Regions from separate parts of the Homo sapiens genome. Here region 2 is linked to region 1. Evidence: chromatin contacts called from ENCODE Hi-C data. All regions are on one chromosome and are shown on one strand. Each heading gives the region's core, a stretch centred on a gene start or an enhancer-like site at or near the end of the contact. The rest is flanking DNA. Distances are from core to core; before and after follow the strand shown.

Region 1 (3,235 bases), core at 122-2,621:
CCCCCGGGGCCGCCGCCCGGGCCGCCGCCGCCGCCCGGGCCGCCACCGCCCCCCGGGCCGTCGTGGGCGCCGCCGCCGCCGGCCGCCGCGCCCGCGCCGCCCGCGCCGGCCATGAGCGCGAGCGACGGCGAGGAGATGTGGTCCAGCAGATCGCCGGGTTCGAGCGCCTGGTGGTGGTGGTGGTGGTGGTGGTGGTGCGCCAGAGGCACCGTGGAAGTGGACGTGCACGGCACGCTGTTCATCGTGTGGTACGTGGCGTCCGGCTTGAAAGGATGGCTCTTGCCCTGGGACACGGCGATGTCCACGGCCGCCAGCGCCTCGGCCCGCGCCAGCAGCGTCTCGTCCAGGCTGGCGAAGAGGTTGCTCTGCAGCTGCAGGCGACACAAACCAAACCAAAAAAACCACAAAACCAAAAGAGCAAAACAAAACAACAGAAGAAACACACACACAGGCCGGAAAGCACAGCATGCGAAGGGCAAACACAAAGCAACCAAAATAACAACGGGTTTGGGGGCAGTGGAGAGCGGGAAAGACGGAGAGGGGGCACATTGACGACCAGGGAGGGGGCAGACGAGAAGGGATGGGAGCGTGGAGAGGGGGACAGAAGTAGGGAGAAAGGGGGACACAAGAACACATTCCGGAAACGGGCGTGGGAGACGAAAAAGAGGGAAAAGAAGAAATGGAAATGTAACTCGCAGCTGGGGACCCGTGTCACACACCCGAGCACGCACAGAGACTGCCTTTCTGAGGCGTGAAATTAACAGAGAAAGTAGAGGGAAGTCGAGAGTCCTGGCCCCAGCGCTCCCTACTCCGATCGCAGGCGCCTGACGCGGAGGCAGAGGCAGACAGGAACACGACATTAAGGGCCGCCGGACAAAACGTGCCTCGCTGCGGGACTGCTCTACACCCCCTGCCCGCAGTTCCCCGCACCGGGACCTGCACACACCAGCCCCCGACATGCAGCGTTTCGGAGACGGGGAGGGGCGGGCGCGCGGGCCGGGGCCGCGGGCGTGGGGCGCTTACCGGCGGCGTGGGCAGGCAGGCCCGCCGGATGGCCTCGGAGCTGGAGTGCAGCGACGGGTACTTGTGCTCAGGGAGGGTGGGATGCATGGCAAAGTGAGGCTGCTTGCTGTTCATGGACATCATCGTGGCGGCTTGGCATGTATATCCACAAACACTCCGAAAGTCCGCGGGAAAGTGCGTACGCCGGCTCACCCGGCCTCCCTTCGGAGGCTGCAGCCGCGGCGGTCGCGGCGGCTGGCGGCGGCCCCGCCGCGGGCTGCTGCTGCTGCTCCTGCTGCTGCCAGGCGCTCCCTCTGACCGCGCAGAGCGCCGCGCGCCGGCCTCGCGGTCCCGCTTCTCCGACAGCTCTAGCCCCGCGCGCCGACGGGATGCACTCCTCTAACACCTGAGCCCCACTTCTCGCGGCCGTCCCGGGGAGCTCTCGCGAGAGCTCGCGGCCCCACCGCGCTGACAGGCATCAGCTGTCTCCGTCTGTCTGACGCGCGCTCTCCTTCTCGGCGGCCCCGTGCGTCTGCGCGCGCGCGCGCTCGTCCGGCCGCGACCAGCGCGTGGGAGCCGCTCTTATAGTGACCACCAGCAAGGACAGCGCAGGTGATGCACCTGTAGCTACCCGGGCATGCGCACTGCCCGCCTCACCTTTCCCACCGTGGTCTGGAAAGATCAGAAGGTCCAGCTATTGTCTAAGGGTGGGCACCTTTTAGAATAAAAAAGACGAGATGCGCGCACGCCCCTCTATGTGTGTGTGTGTGTGTGTGTGTGCGTGCGTGTGTGTGTATGTGTGTATGTTTCTTCTCCCTGATAGCAAGCCTTGAATATATGAGCATTACTTAGGCATTCCTCCTCTTCGGGATGCCTAACAAGCTGTTGTATAATGTATACAGCTGGACATTTCTACGTTAAATTATGCCCGCGCATTCCTCTGTATACAGTATAAATAACAACACAGAAATGCAGAAGGTGCTGTCTTTTGCTGCAAGAACCTGTTTCTTTAAAGGTTTATAAATAGGTTCCTGGAGAATAATCGCGGTGACAGACATTTGTTTGAAGCAGTCAGACGCTATTGATTTCCATATAATTTAATTTCCTCCGCATACTTTTTTGTTGTTGTTGTGAATATAACTGTGTCAGGCACCGCCAGTGACAGCCACTTAGGAGCCACAAGGAGCGTGTGCTTTCTACTCGGGAAAAGCTGTTGAAATGAAATTGTGCATTTCTCTTATTGTTTGTCTCCTTCAACCGTGTACAAACCCACGTTTCAAACGAGCTCCGGGTGATCTAAGGCTTCTAGTAATCAAAAGGAAAAAACAGTTAACAGGGTGTAGTTGGGATCCTTCCTCCCCTCAGCGTACACACACACACACACACACACACACACACACACACACTTTATGCTGGGAACTCCAGGAAAACTGCTTCAGAGAAAAGGGAATAAGATGTTGAAAAGAGAACTTTCTTTTCCCTTCCATCTTTTTGGCTTTTTGCCTCATATCTCTGCCTGCTTATATATATTTTTTTCAATAGGAGACAGATCAAACTAACTTACAGGAAAGCTTGATTCAAAAATATTAAATCAAGCCAATTTGAAAGAACGGGGACAAGCTCTGGTCCAGTTTTTAAATTTTTAAAAAATTATTGTGAAATTAAGACCTAAAAAGAATAAATCAATTAGCCAACCTGTTATATGGCCCTTATGTGGTAGCAGATCAAGAGCCTCCCAGGGGAGCCACAGTTCAGGTGCCAAAGTCCCCAGGGAAGGAGCACTTGCTCGCGGTGATAATAACCTAACAGCCCAGATGTTATCACATCTGCGGTAAGAGAGCTGGAGAGCAGCAAGGGGCTGCTTATGGAAAGCAGAAATCAGATAATCTTTCTGTTCTCTCCCACACCAAGGAAGTCTGTATTTCCACCAAAGAGCAGATCTCATTTCTATAAACCTAAATTTGCGTTCCCGTGGATTTTATCTTTCCTCTGCACAAATGCATGTGTGTTTAGCATACCCACTCACCTACTCAGATTCCAAGAAGAGCCCACAGGCGTCACCATGGCTTTTTCTTTCTTTCTTTTCATGTTCCCCCCCACCCCCTCCCTTCCTTCTAGCTCCAGAGGGAAGTGAGAAGGATGTTCACTTGCTGGTGAGAGAAGGAGCTGGTTCCATCCATTACGCAGTCCCCTGGGAGCGCTAAATGCAACTTTATCTCAACGGGGAGTGGAC
Region 2 (3,489 bases), core at 420-2,919, 1.7 Mb after region 1:
GCTCACTCCGGGCGCGCAGGACCCAGCTCCCGGAGCTGTAAACTTTCGGTGCAGATTTGCTTGCAGTCAAAGTAGCATCTTTGAAATAAAAGGGGGCTTTTTTGTTTTTATTTTTTAAGTGATTTCTGCCGATCCGATCCCTGGCCTCCTTCTTCAAAGCTGGACTCCCTACCTCCGCCCCTCTTCTCTTTCCCAGTCCCCCCTCCCCTTTGAAAGTGCTTTGAAACCCCCATTAAGAACAGTGTGTGATCAGACTGAGGATTAGGGGAAAAGAACTTCAGCTCTAGGGTGGGGCAAACGGACACAGAAACTGCTTTGTAAAAAACACACAAGAATCCAAATTAAAACACAGCAACAACAACAACAAAAGGAAATAAAAAATTGCCTATTTTGCCACCTACTTTCAGGTAATGGAAAATGATCGCGACCGCTTGATGACTTTCTTCCTGCGCTGGGTCAGCCCGAGCTTCCAAAAATAAAATAAGTGTGACCCAGGCTGACCACGAAGAACGGAAGAGAGAGAGCTGCACTTCCGAACCGCAGAGACCCGGCGCCAGGCAGGGCGACGCTCCCACCCGCTCCGGGCTAGACTGTCCACACGGAGCAGAGGCGGGCACTCCCTCCACCCGGCACCCTGCCTTTTTCTCACCCTGGAAGTCTCCTGCCCCCGAGGCGGGCAACCTGTGTCCCCCAGCCCCACCAGCGCCCCGCCTAGGGACAGCCTCTCCCTGGACTTTGCCTTCCACCAAGAGGAAGAACAGGTTAGAAATGCGGGCGCCTGCAAAGGCAACCTGGAAAATACAAAGTGTTTTTCTCTCCCTCTCCCGCTCTCAGCGCCGAATTCGCGGCCAGTGCACGGCTGGGAGCAGACTTCAGGCTAGCTGTCCTCCGTCCCAACCCCCTAGAGCGCGGGCGCGCGGGGTCGCCTGTCGGGGACACTGCACGGGGTGCATACAGAAGTCCCCGCAGAGGCAGGCCGAGCCCAAGCCCCGGGCGAGGCAGGTCCGCGGGGAGCGCCCCGGATCCTCGCGAAGACCCTGCGGGATTTGAGAAAGGGAGGCTCGGGGAGAGACGGACCCAACTCCTGGTCCGGCTGCACCTACTCCATGTTGCCCACAACGCGCCGGCCGCGGCGCCAGGAGGGGAAGAGCCAAACGTGCCTCACCGTGATCGCGGCTTTGCACCAACCCCTCTCCCTTGGATTCTCTTCTTTCTGCGATGTGCAAATAAATCCAGTCTCGATGCAAACTTTTTTCCTTTCTTTCCAACCTCTGCTTTAGACCAACTTCCGAGCAATCGGCGGGAGAAAAAAAGAGAATTCGGAGCCAGATTCCCCGCTGATGAACACTCCGGGGTTCGGAGCTGGAGACGACTCCCCTTCTACAAGCGCACGCGGAGTATTTCCTCTTTTTTCTCAATGAACAAGAGGCCGAAGCGCCAACGGCAAGTCCCTTTTCCTGGCAGATGAGCGAATGGGAAAAGAAAACGGCCTTACGGAGAACCTAAAGCCAGATCGCCAAGTGGTGCGGCCGGGGCCGCGTCGTAGCGGAGGCGGCGCGGGGGCGCGGGCCGGGCCGGGCCGGGCGGGCGCGGGGGCCTGGGCGCTGCGCGCTCCGCCGGCCCCTCTCCTCCGCTAGCGCTGCGGCGCGCAGCTCTCGGCGGTGCAGACTGGGCGTTGTGGAGGCGAGGCAGCGAGGCCGAGGCGGGGGCGGTGGGTGCGGAGGAGGAGGAAGAGGAGGAGGAGGAGGAGGAGGAGGGTCTGGGGCCCGCCCGGGGGGGGCTCGCCGTTGGCCTGCGCCCTCGCCTTTCCGGAGGAGGCAGGGAGCTCTGCGGCGGCCGCGGCAGCAGTAAATGGCGTCATGTGGATCCGAGGCGGAACAGAGCAGTTGTTGTCCCAGAGGATATATCGCATCCGGTCCCAGCTCATTGGCTCCGCGGGGCTACATTCACTCACACTCCAGCGCCCGCCAGCGCTCCGAGCCGCAGGAGGCATTCAAAAGGGCAACCGCGCCGCCCCGCGCGTCCCCAGGCCGGTCCTGCCGCCCGAGCGCCGTCACGCGGGGCGCCCGCGGGGCCGGGCTGGGCACTGCAGGGTCAGTTTATCTAGTTTCAAGGAAACACTGACCTTAAGGTTTGCCCAGAGGCAATGAGGACGAGCCAGAGGCTCGAGCTGACTTAGGGAACTTTCTCCTTGCCACCAGGAAAGGGGAATGAACATTTAAGACTAATCTGGGCCACGCAGTGTTAGCATGAAAAACAAGTTGCAGGTTTTAAGACTTTATCCAGAATCCATTTCAAGTCTACCTCTCCCCTTTTCTGTTCCCCTTTGCGGAGCGGGTGACGGGGGCTGGGGCGGGGGGAGAAGAAGGGGGAGGGGAAGGGGAGCGGGAAGTGAGGTGGGAGGGCTATTGGTTTATTCTTTGTCTACTGGATTAACCCGATTATACACCAGGCACCAGCACAAACCGCCTCCCCCACCTCCGAGCCTTGTACGGGAGGAACGGAATGCAGATTCGAGTTTCAAGTACCTTCTGCTCTTGCTGGGATTTGCTTTTGATTGTGTCGACTTGTAGTTTTTCCGTTTATTAGAATTTCATTTTTAAGGGGGGTTATCTATGAATGGAGGCTTTTTGAAGAGCTTCCTTACTATTTTGCTTCATGCAGTAGCTAAAGTCTACAGTCTAAGCCTTTTAACTTAATTCATTAATAGACAGGAACAAGATTACTCAGGGCGACAGCATGGGCTTCCGAAATGGGGGGGCGGGGGGGAGGGAAGGGTTGGCTCACTGCAGATTTCCTTCTTCCCTTAACTAAAAGTCATCCTTCATTTCCCACTTTTCTTGCCACCTAGAACATTTCTCAAGATTCTGTTGTCCATGTTGAAGGTGCACTATTCTTTCCCATTTACAAAAAAAAAATAAAGATAGAAAATGCATACATATGCACTGTCCTAGCTGCCGTTCATTTACTAAGAAATGTGCCTTCACGTGGGAGCACCAGTGGAAAATTAAAACTTGCGCATACACACGCCTAATATTGCATTCTGTCGAGCGACTTACAGAATGCTTTTACTTTACAGGGAAGTACCTGCTTGTACGGTCAAAATTCCCGAATAGCACCTGCGATCTTGCCCCATGCGGGGTGTTCTTGAAAGCAGTGTTAGGAAAACATGGTGCTTCACTCGTCCAGCTTTAACCCAATCCATTTGCAGCTACCCTGGAACTAGCTGCCTTCTTCTGAGCTCCTGCTCTAGAATGTCCCCAGCGCGCTCTCTGCCTCGCTGCGGTCTCACCCTGACTTCTCCATGTTTCTCTAGGGCTCTCCTCTTTCTCTAGGGATTTGGAACCAGAGATGGCAAGGGAAGTGGCATGCGTTATTTCCGGGCGCTGGCCTACGTCCCCCGACCCCTAAGGTGAGGGTGGACGAGGCTACAACGGCCTGCTCCCGAGCGTCCCGGGACTGCGGGCGCAAAACAGCTGGGCCTCTCTG

Evidence for each region. A loop is a pair of places that touch in the nucleus more often than their neighbours do. Pooled maps may share reads with other maps.
Region 2: a pooled map shows a loop between it and region 1 (11-fold over the local background). The contact joins the promoter of SPRY2 here to the promoter of POU4F1 in region 1. A Hi-C loop is called at or near these places in 1 of 168 maps with a recorded cell type or tissue (naive thymus-derived CD4-positive, alpha-beta T cell), 3 of 37 single-sample maps with no recorded cell type and 10 of 50 pooled maps.

Annotation. Positions count from the first base shown.
Region 1 is chr13:78,602,181-78,605,415 of GRCh38, forward strand. POU4F1 (POU class 4 homeobox 1) reads right to left here and starts at 1,372. Exons shown (of 2, transcript NM_006237.4): 1 at 1,024-1,372; 2 at 1-371. The coding sequence starts at 1,146. It overlaps OBI1-AS1 (OBI1 antisense RNA 1), which reads left to right. Exons shown (of 6, transcript NR_047001.1): 4 at 3,121-3,235. RefSeq lists a silencer at 1,163-1,322.
Region 2 is chr13:80,339,457-80,342,945 of GRCh38, forward strand. SPRY2 (sprouty RTK signaling antagonist 2) reads right to left here and starts at 1,670. Exons shown (of 2, transcript NM_005842.4): 1 at 1,166-1,670. RefSeq lists silencers at 1,618-1,807, 2,038-2,087, 3,487-3,489.